Linked DNA regions of Homo sapiens: region 2 is linked to region 1. A link is a contact called in ENCODE Hi-C or POLR2A ChIA-PET data. All regions are on one chromosome and are shown on one strand. Each heading gives the region's core, a stretch centred on a gene start or an enhancer-like site at or near the end of the contact. The rest is flanking DNA. Distances are from core to core; before and after follow the strand shown. Region 1 overlaps GFOD1 (Gfo/Idh/MocA-like oxidoreductase domain containing 1). Region 2 has its middle 13 kb from the start of RANBP9.

Region 1 (5,119 bases), core at 1,928-4,427:
CAAAAACAGGCAAGATGCAGAAGAATGTGCATGGTATACTATCATCTGTACAGAAAAAAGAATAAATATATATTTGCTTGAATTTATGTAGAATATCTCTCGGAAGGAACACTGATAACTTTGGTCGTCTCTGGGCAGGAGAACGGGTGTCTGGCGGGGGGAAGGATGGAAGGAGCTTTTCAGCATATCTGCTTTTGTACCCTTTGAATTTTTTTTTTTTTTTTTTTTTTTTTTGAGACGAGGTCTTGCTCTTTTGCCCAGGCTGGAGTGCAGTGAGGTGATCATAGCTCACTGCAGCCTCAAACTCCTGGGCCCAAGCAATCCTTCTGCCTCAGCCTCCCAAGTAACTGGGACTACAGGTGCATGCTACCATACTTGGCTAATTTTTTTTTTTGAGACAGTCTCGCTCTGTTGCTCAGGGTGGAGTGCAGTGGCATGATCTCAGCTCACTGCAACCTCCACCTCCTGGGTTCAAGTGATTCTCCTGTCTCAGCTTCCCAAGTAGCTGGGATTACAGGCACGTGCCACCATGCCCGGCTAATTTTTGTATTTTTAGTAGAGATGGCGTTTCACCATATTGGCCAGGCTGGTCTTGAACTCCTGACCTCAACTGATCCACCAGCCTGGGCCTCCCAAAGTGCTGGGATTACAGGCGTGAGCCACCATGCCCGGCCTTTCATACCTGGCTAATTTTTAAAAAATTTTGTAGAGATAGGGTCTCACTGTGTTTCCCTGGCTGGTCTTGAACTCTTGGCCTCAAGGAATCCCCCGACTTTAGCCTCTCAAAGTATTGGGATTACAGGTGTGAGCCACTGTGCCTGGCTAGGTTTCTTTCTTTTTTCTCGTAGAGACAGTGGCTTTGCTATGTTGCCCAGGCTTCTTTTAATTTTGAACAAGGTGACTACATTGCCAGTTCAAAAATACATAGATAAAATTAAAATTTGTATTTAAAAATGAAAAAATTGCCCTCACAATGTCCCTTAGATGGGAAATGGGGGCTAAGGTTTCAGGAGGGAGGGACAGGCTGGATTAAACAAGGAATGGCACATCCATCAGCATGACAGCCATGGCCTTGGCATGGCCATCTCCCAAGAGGCACTGGATCCATGATAAAGAGCCTATAAACCACCCGATAAAACTCATATATCATTCCCTTGCCTCTGATAAGGGGATCTTGTTTTTCCTTTCTTGCAATACAATAGAGATTCATGAATTAGCCAGAAATTCAGATACTGCTGTGTCATGGGCTGGTTGGCTTAGAGGTTGGACAGATGCCAGCCCCTTCCTAGCTGTGTGAGCTCAGATAAGGGAGTTAAGCTCTCGGGGCTCCAGCTTCCTCATCAGTAAAATGTAGACAGCAATATCCTGATGGATCAAATAAAGATAACTTATGTAAAGCAACTGGCTGCCAGTACTCAGTCAGAAATGTTAGCCCTTTTCCACTTGAGATAAAGAGCCCAGAGGCTTTATGAGTTCCCTGGTCTTTGTTCCCACTGAAGAAACTTCCTTGGCATCAACGCTACGGCCACTCCACCGTGCACCAGTTAGTTCCCAGCCATGAGCACAGAAGCTGAGGACCTGACCCTGAGGGTCCCACTCAGGCCGTGGTAGCCCCAGTCCAGGGCACTGAGGCAATTCTAGTCTAGCTGTGCTTTGTTTACTCCGTGGGGGATCTGAGCCTGGGATGAGCAGAGGGCAGGCGGAAGGGGATGCAGGAATGTCATCATTGTATGTCACTATCATCTGCCCTTTCCAAACTTGTAGCTCCGGGTTTTAGAATTTGGAGGCCTGGGGAACGCATTTACATGTTTCATTTGTTTGTTTTTAGTAACCATGTAATCACCCATGTGAACTAAGCTGAGGAACAGTGTCACTTCTGCTTCTACGTAGCTCACTAGAAATCCTCCAAAGAATTATAGCCATCATTTGTTGAGCACCTACTGTTTGCCAGCGACAGTACTAGATGCTTTATCTTCAATCTTCCCTGCAGATCTCTACCTCCCTCTTATGGATCAGAAAATGGAGGCTCTGAAATAGCATATTTAATCTGTGCCAGGTTAACAGAGCTAACAATTGGGTCAGGATTTGAACTTGGCTCTGAGGGGCCATGTGCTTTCCAGTGCACCTCTCAAAGTAAGCGCCACACTGAGTTACAGAGAGCTGTGCCCATAGCATCATCACCTACAGGGCAGGTGGCCTTTTCCTAGGAGTTGGTGCCAAGGATTCTGAGTCCTCCTGTGTGGCAGACTGAATGTCGACATCCCGATCCCCAGAGCCTGTGAATGTTTTCTTATAGAATGGCAAAAGAGACTTTGTAGGTGGGATGAAGTTAAGGATCATGAACTGGGAGGATTATCCTGGATTAGCCAGGTGGGTGGGAGGTAAGCACCACTCTTACAAGAAGGAAGCAGGAGATCAGAATGGGTCATAGGAGCTGTGTCCTGGAAGCAAGAGGTTGGAGGGACTTGAGAAAGGGGTCATGAGCCAAGGTATACAGGCAGCTTCTAGAAGCTGGAAAAGGCAAGGGTATGGATTCTTTCCAGAAGCTTCCAGCAGGAACACGGCCCTGCCAGCACACTGAATTTAGACTTTCTACCTCTACAACTGTGAAGAGAATAATCTGTATTGTTTTAAGCCACTAAATTTGTGACAATTTATTACAACAGCAAGGGAAACTCATATACCTGGGGATGTTTCAAGTCAGAGGAAGGGATATTTACCTCCCAGGAGGAAGGTAGGGCTTCCTGAGTGGTGGTGATCACAGGTGTGCAGTGACCGACACCTTCAGAGCCACAGAGAGGCCAGATGTTGGAAACAGTGCTCAGAGAAGGGACAAGAGCACCCAGAACCTTTGCTTAGGGAGCAGGAGCAGACCCATTGTGGGTGCCCACAGTGGTCTCGAACTCCTGGACTCAAGTGATTGGCCCGCCTCGGCCTCCCAAAGTGCTGGGATTACAGGTGCAAGCCATGGCGCCCAGCAAGACAGATTCTTAATAAAGTAAAACAAAGCCTTACTCTAAAGCCCGGCAATTCCACTCCTAGAAATTTACCAAAGAGAAATGAAAACAAATATCTACACAAAAGATCCAAATGTGAAGCCACCCTCGAAATGAAAAGTGGTGTCCAGCTCAGGCCCCTTGTCTCTCCATCTGAGGACTCGGGCCTGCCGTGAGAAAGTGATCTGCATCTTCACTTTTCACTTCCTCTTTCACCTCCAGGCCCTCTGGCATCTCTGGGGCAGCCTCTGCCATAACCTGGAAGGGTGGAGGCCCAGCCTTGTATCATAAAACCCAGGGGCCGGCCCACTGGGGAGAACAGAAGGCACTGATACCACCTGGGAGGGCAGATATTTGCCTCCACCTGCTTCCACTTTAGAAGCCAATGCAAAACAGGAGAGCAGGGTGGGGAACAGGACAAATATTTGGCCAAGTACCAATTCAGTCTTAGGAATGAGCAGAAGATGGTGATGTCTTGCAGTGGGCATACCCGGAATAACACACAGCCCACGTGGCATTATCCCGGCACATTCTATTACTAACAATTTGAATGGGGGCAGGGGCAAACCTTTGCAAATGAAACATATTTTATATGAAAATAAACACTGTCACATTTGGAACTGAAAACAAATTTTGCATTAATTTTTAAAAGAAGACTTTTCCGACTATGGGCCACATCCCCAGATACTCCCTCTATCTTCCAAAGTATGCATCTTCTTTGCCCTGTCCTTAACTGCTATTGCAGAAGGAAGTCTGAGAAGCTGTGTATAGGGGAAAGTGCAAACCTGGAGCCTCTGCCGCTGGGTTTGACTCCAGGGGCTGCCAGCACGAGCTGTTTCATGTCAGTTACTGTACTATACCGTATATTATGTTATGTACAATGTCAGTTACTGCTCTGAGCCTCGGCTTCCTCATCTTCAAAATGGAAATGAGAACTATTACCTCATAGGGCTGTTCTGAGGATTAAATGAGATCAGGTATGTACATACCTTGCACATTAGTCAGTTATTACTGTTAACAGCATTCACAGACACCTAACTTGGATCTGTTACGAGGCTCACTTCCTTAGCAGGGATCAGGAAAATGCTGATACAAGACCAGGTAGAACCTCCGTTTCGAGTTTATCCTTTTGAAATGTTCCAAATCTTGATTGGTGGTGATTTGAGTGTACGCATTTAGCAAAGCTCATTAAAGTATACACTTACTATCTGCTTATTTCACAGTATGTAAATTTACCTGAATAAAAAATTGTTTCAAAAAAAGTTGCTCCTCTGTCCTTAAACACCTATTTTGTATATTTAACCCAGAATGTGCACCCCAGTGCACAAATGCAGCGTCCAAGGAGCTCACATCGGGTGTTTAGTTTTGATTAATGGGCTTTCCTGGACTCAGAAAGGAGGTAATTTAGGATCCCAGCTGCCTGCAGGCAGAAAGAGGCTCTGTTGAGCCATCAGCACCTCACTGCCGCCTGCTCAGCCTCCCGGGCTTCTCAATAAATGGCGACTCCACTTTCCCTCAGGTCAGGGCTCAGACCAGTCAATGGCCACCACGGGGCAGCATCCCAGAACAGGAGGTAGGGAGGGACATCCAGGGGCTCAGCTGCTTTTGAAAGCTCTCTATTGACAAGGACGCCACAGACACCAGTTGATTTGACTCGTTGTTATTTTTTCTAGCACAAATCATGAGCCAGTTACAGTAACACTGGGCATTTAAAAGGCAGGAGCTAGACAAGCACTTTACTACTTTGGAAAACAGATTTTGTTGTTTTGTTTTGTTCTGAGACAGGGTCTCACTATGTTACCCAGGCTGGAGTGCAGTGGCGCAATCAAAGCTCACTTCAGCCTTAACCTCGCGGACTCAGGTGATTCTCTCACCTCAGCTTCCAGGAGCATACCACCAAGCCTGGATTAATTTTGGTGGTGGGGGAGGGAGGGGTGGCATGTAGGGACAGTTTTTCCATGTTTCCCAGACTGGTCTCGAACTCCTGGACTCAAGTGATTGGCCCGCCTCGGCCTCCCAAAGTTCTGGAATTACAGGTGCAAGCCACGGCACCCAGCAAGACAGATTTTTAATAAAGTAAAACAAAGGCTTACTCTAAAGCCCAGCAATTCCACTCCTAGAAA
Region 2 (4,771 bases), core at 1,917-4,416, 330 kb after region 1:
CATGCAGTGCACTAACCTTAACACACATGGGATGCTATTAGCGCTTGGTAAAATTATGGCAAAACGGCCTTCTGCATTGCTTCTAAAGAGTCAAGACTGGCCAGGGTGCGGTGGCTCACACCTGTAATCCCAGCACTCAGGGAGGCCGAGGTGGGCAGATCACTTCAGGTCAGGAGTGTGTAACCAGCCTGGCCAACATGGTGAAAACCCATCTCTACTAAAAATACAAAAAATTAGCTGGGCGTGGTGCCGAGTGCCTGTAATCCCAGTTACTTCGTAGGCCAAGGCAGGAGAACTGCTTGAACCCGGGAAGCAGAGGTTGCAGTGAGCCCAGATCGCTCCACTGCACTCAACCCTGGGCGACAGAGTGAGACTCCGTCTCAAGAAAAAAAAGAAAGGAGTTAAGATTGTGGATGTTCAATGTGAGTCTAAATGTACAAGTTAGACTGTACAAGCTAAATGTACAAGCTCTGATCAGGTTCTTCAAATATATACACCCCTCCTTATCTTCCTGTGGTTGTGCACACCCACGTTTATAAACACTGTGGTAGAACCAAAAATGGCACCCTAGAAAGCTGTCCACCTCAAATCCCTAGAACCTGTGACTCTGACTTTATTTGGTAAAAGGGTCCTTGCAAATGTCATTAAGTTAAGGATCTTGAACAAGATCATCCTGGATTATCCTTGCAGGCCCTAAATCCAATGACAAGTATCCTTATAAGAGAGAGGCAGAGGGAGATTTGAGACAGAAAAGACACGCAGAGAAGGGAAGACCGTGTGAAAATGGAGCCTAGAGAGATGCTGCCACAAGTCAAGGAATGCCACCAGCCACCAGAACCTGGAAAAGGCAAAGAATGGACCCTCTCCTGTGGAGCTGGAGGGAGTGTAGCCCTATGACATCTTGATTGCAGACTTCTGGCCTCCAGTGCTGTGAGAGAATAAACTTCTGTTGTGGTAAGCCACCAAATTTGTGGCCATTTGTTACAGCAGCCCTTGGAAACCAATCCACACATACACACACTGCAAACTTTTTAGGTTTCAGGAAAAATGTTGCACAAAGTTGTTAAGACAATTAGGTATACTGTGCATTGTAGAAGCCAGAGTGATATAACAATCACAGTTCTCTCATCAAAATCAAAGCACTTTCTATTTGAAAGTACTTTTCTGTAAGATACAGAGCTTGGTTATATAAATTATGTACGTCAATAAGGCAATCTAGGCTCACTGCTTGTCTTCATAATTTTATAGCTCTCTCTCTCTCTCTCGGTTCTGGCCACATTTCAGTAAAGGAAGGGGTTATATAAGCATTCTGGTTTGATGGAAAAGTAATTTTATGATTGAAGTATGAACTGAAATGGCTCTTCCACTGGGCAGAGGCATTAATGCCATAAAACTGCCTTTAAGGGACTATTAGAGGGTCACCATGACTGCTGCAGCTCAGGGCTGTTACTTTCTAACCATTACATGCCTAATGTCATGTGTATTATGCTTTAATAACTATTTAAAAATTTGACCCCATAAGGACAATTTTGTAGGGTAGGTTAGGTGTCCCAGATCAGGTTTCCTAGAAACGGAGGCTGAGATGGGGTTTCTGGTACCTGTGATCTTTTGACAGAGTGCTCTCAAGTGAAATGTGTAGGGGAATAAGGGAAGTAAACTAGCACGGGGAGGAAGCCAGGCGAAGATGTAAGCTCGGTGAGGTCTGGCTCCAGCCTAACCCCACAGGAAGCTCTGGAGTGTGTGTGCACCATGCAGTCATCCCACCTTAAGGCAAGAGTCCAGGGCTTTTAAAGCCTGTATTAACCACTCATTAGCTGCAGACCACATTCCTCCCTGGGGTGGTATAACATCCGAGGGATCTCTGGGCAAGGAGGTGAGGGTGTGGCTATGAGTCACTGGCAACATTCCCTGTGGCCTGAGATGGGTGCATCAGCAGGTGACAGGACATGCTCAGGGCACCAAGAGCATCCAAGGATGCTTTTTTTTTTTTTTTTTTGAGATGGAGTCTCACTCTGTCACCCAGGCTGGAGTGCAGTGGTGCCATCTCAGCTCACTGCAACCTTCGCCTCCCAGATACAGATGATTTTAATGCCTCAGCCTCCTGAGTAGCAGGGATTACAGGCTCCTGCCACCCCACCAGGCTAATTTTTGTATTTTTAGTAGAAACGGGGTCTACCATGTTGGCTAGGCTGGTCTCAAACTTCTGACCTTAGGTGATCCACCTGCCTCGGCCTCCCACAGTGCTGGGATTACAGGTGAGAGCCACTGCACCTGGCCTTCCAGTCACATTTCTAATCACACACCTGATCATTTCAATGACTACATCTGCCTTAAGAGAACTCTCTGAATGTTGGCATTACTGAGCAATGTTGGAATGTCACAAGTCTTGCAAATATGTCCATCAAATAAGTTCACATTTTAATAGGTTTAATCTGGGAAGAGGGTCTTTCATAAAGAGACGATTTTTAGAATACGTGTGTACGTAGGAACACAAGCCCGTAAGTTTGGCTGTTGCCACCATGCTCATTACTGACCTTCATCATGTTTATTTTCATGGTCCATATGCCTTTTTCTACTCTCTGTTGACCATGTGAAAGTCTGTCTGTGTCAGCATGGTTTACCTTAGTTTATAAGGTCCTCATAGGTATAGGTCACAACTATTTACTGTTCTCTATGTTGCATGTTGCACAATTATGGGTTTAACAACTGCTTCTTGTTGATATAGGGATGTAACTCTGCTTTTTTATTATGGCAATGATATTCTATTTGATAATTGCCCAGGCCTTAAACATATGACTAAGGCATCATCCTGAGCAGGACTTGCAAACTCAAATACCTCCATGAGCCAGGTAGATAATGTAAAAGAGTGAACCAGGTCGGGTATAAAACAATAACAGAGTGGAGAGCATAAAGGAATTTCAAATCAAAACGTTCCAAACACTTCACAGGTCAAACAAAACACCTCTGTGGGTCAGATCTGGCCAATGGTTCACCAGTTAGTGGCCTAAAGGCTAGGTCTGAACTCAAAGCCGGAAACTCAGGCCAATTACAGGTGTCCTGGATCTGTCTTAGGTTTGCCAAAAGCTATCATTACTTGTCCCTGCCTACCGTGGGTGATCTGAAATACCAGATTTTTCAGTCATGCTGCCCTGCCTGTAGAACCAGACCTGGAGATTTTGAGATACTTCCTGGCTTGCCAGGGAAATCTGAGTCATAGGTGCCCCATTTACTTAACACAACCACAAAAAAACACCTTCAAAGAGCCTATTTCCTATTGTAGTGCCCTATATCTAGGAGGCACTCCTTAAATACTTCTTGATGACACAAGCAAGCTACTTTCATAATGCTTGATTTCAAGTCTTTATAACCCATCCAGTGGTCTTCATTCTAAGAATTAAGTGTAGGGGCTGGGCACGTTGGCTCACACCTGTAATCCCAGCTCTTTGGGAGGCCGAGGCGGGCAGATCACGAGGTCAGGAGATCAAGACCATCCTGGCTAACACGGTGAAACCCCATCTCTACCAAAAATACAAAAAATTAGCCGGGCGTGATGGCGGGCACCTGTAATCCCAGCTACTCGGGAGGCTGAGGCAGGAGAATGGCGTGAACCCAGGAGGCGGAGCTTGCAGTGAGCCGAGATCACGCCACTGCACTCCAGCCTGGGAGATAGAGAGAGACTCCGTCTCAAAAAAAAAAAAAAAAAAAAAAGAATTAAGTGTTCACAGTTTAATTATGATGCAAAGATTACATATACTATACCAAGTGTTGACAAGGATGTGCAGAAATCAGAGCCCTGATACGCTCAGACACTGCAGGTGTGAAAACAGTATGGCAGTTCCTCCAAGCTTAAACTTAGATTTCCCATATGACCCAGCAATTCTACTCCTGGGTATATACCCAAAAGAAAGGAAAACATATGTTCACATAAAAACTTGCACACAAATGTTCATAGCAGCATTATTCATAATAGTAAAAAAGTAGAAATAATCCAAATATCCATCAATGGATGAATGGATAAATAAAATGTTGGCCGGGCACAGTGGCTCACATCTGTAATCTCAGCACTTTGGGAGGCCGGATCGCTTGTGTCCAGGAGTTTGAGACCAGCCTGGGCAACATGAAGAAACCCTATCTCTAGAAAAAAATAGAAAAGTTAGCCAGGCGTAATGGTGCGCACCTGTACACCCAGCTACTCGGAAGGCTGAGGTGGAAGGATCTCTGGAGCCCGTGAGGTCGAGGCTGCAGTGGGCTGTGATCATGCCACTGCTCTCCAGCTTGGGTGACAGAGCGAGACCCTGTCTCAAGAATTTTTTAATTAAATTCAATTAAACATTTAAAAATAAAATGTTGTCTATTCATAGAGTGGAACATTATTCAGCAGTATAAAGGAATGGAGTTCTGGTTCTGATGAATGTTACAACACAGATGAACCTTCATAATATTATGCTAATTGAAGGGTGCCAATCACAAAAGACCACATATTTTATGTTTCCTTTTATATGCAATGTTCAGGATAGGCAAATCCATAGACACAGAAAGTAGATTAGTGGTTGTCAGGAGTTGGGGGGAAGAGAGAGTGAGGAGTGACTGCTAGTGGGTAGAAAATTTATTTTGGGGGTGGTGAAATGTTCTAAAAGGTATGATGGTGATGGTTGCACAACTTTGTGAATATACTAAAAACTGCTGAATTGTACATATTAAATGGATAAATTATGTGGTATGTGAATTATATCTCAATAAAGCTCTTATTTTAAAAAAGGTTACATGTGCT

The links. Hi-C counts contacts between places; a loop is a spot of excess contacts on that map. ChIA-PET counts read pairs that join two places held with the same protein, here RNA polymerase II (POLR2A). Pooled maps may share reads with other maps.
Region 2: a loop to region 1 is called in a map of PC-9, with 15 times the contacts of the local background. The contact joins two enhancer-like sites. A Hi-C loop is called at or near these places in 1 of 168 maps with a recorded cell type or tissue (PC-9), 1 of 37 single-sample maps with no recorded cell type and 4 of 50 pooled maps. POLR2A ChIA-PET finds 5 or more read pairs at or near these places in 4 of 52 experiments (HepG2, PC-9, activated B cell and 1 more).

Annotation. Positions count from the first base shown.
Region 1 is chr6:13,394,259-13,399,377 of GRCh38, forward strand. The region is part of intron 1 of GFOD1 (Gfo/Idh/MocA-like oxidoreductase domain containing 1); the gene reads right to left. Among named protein-coding and RNA genes, the nearest start is that of TBC1D7-LOC100130357, 68 kb to the left of the region's middle. Within about 2 kb of position 3,178, at least 9 of the 41 ENCODE cell types and tissues checked have a DNase peak (open chromatin) inside an H3K27ac peak, as active enhancers do; they include PC-9, where a contact is called at or near this core.
Region 2 is chr6:13,722,590-13,727,360 of GRCh38, forward strand. No RefSeq gene overlaps it. Among named protein-coding and RNA genes, the nearest start is that of RANBP9, 13 kb to the left of the region's middle. Within about 2 kb of position 3,167, at least 7 of the 41 ENCODE cell types and tissues checked have a DNase peak (open chromatin) inside an H3K27ac peak, as active enhancers do; they include PC-9, where a contact is called at or near this core.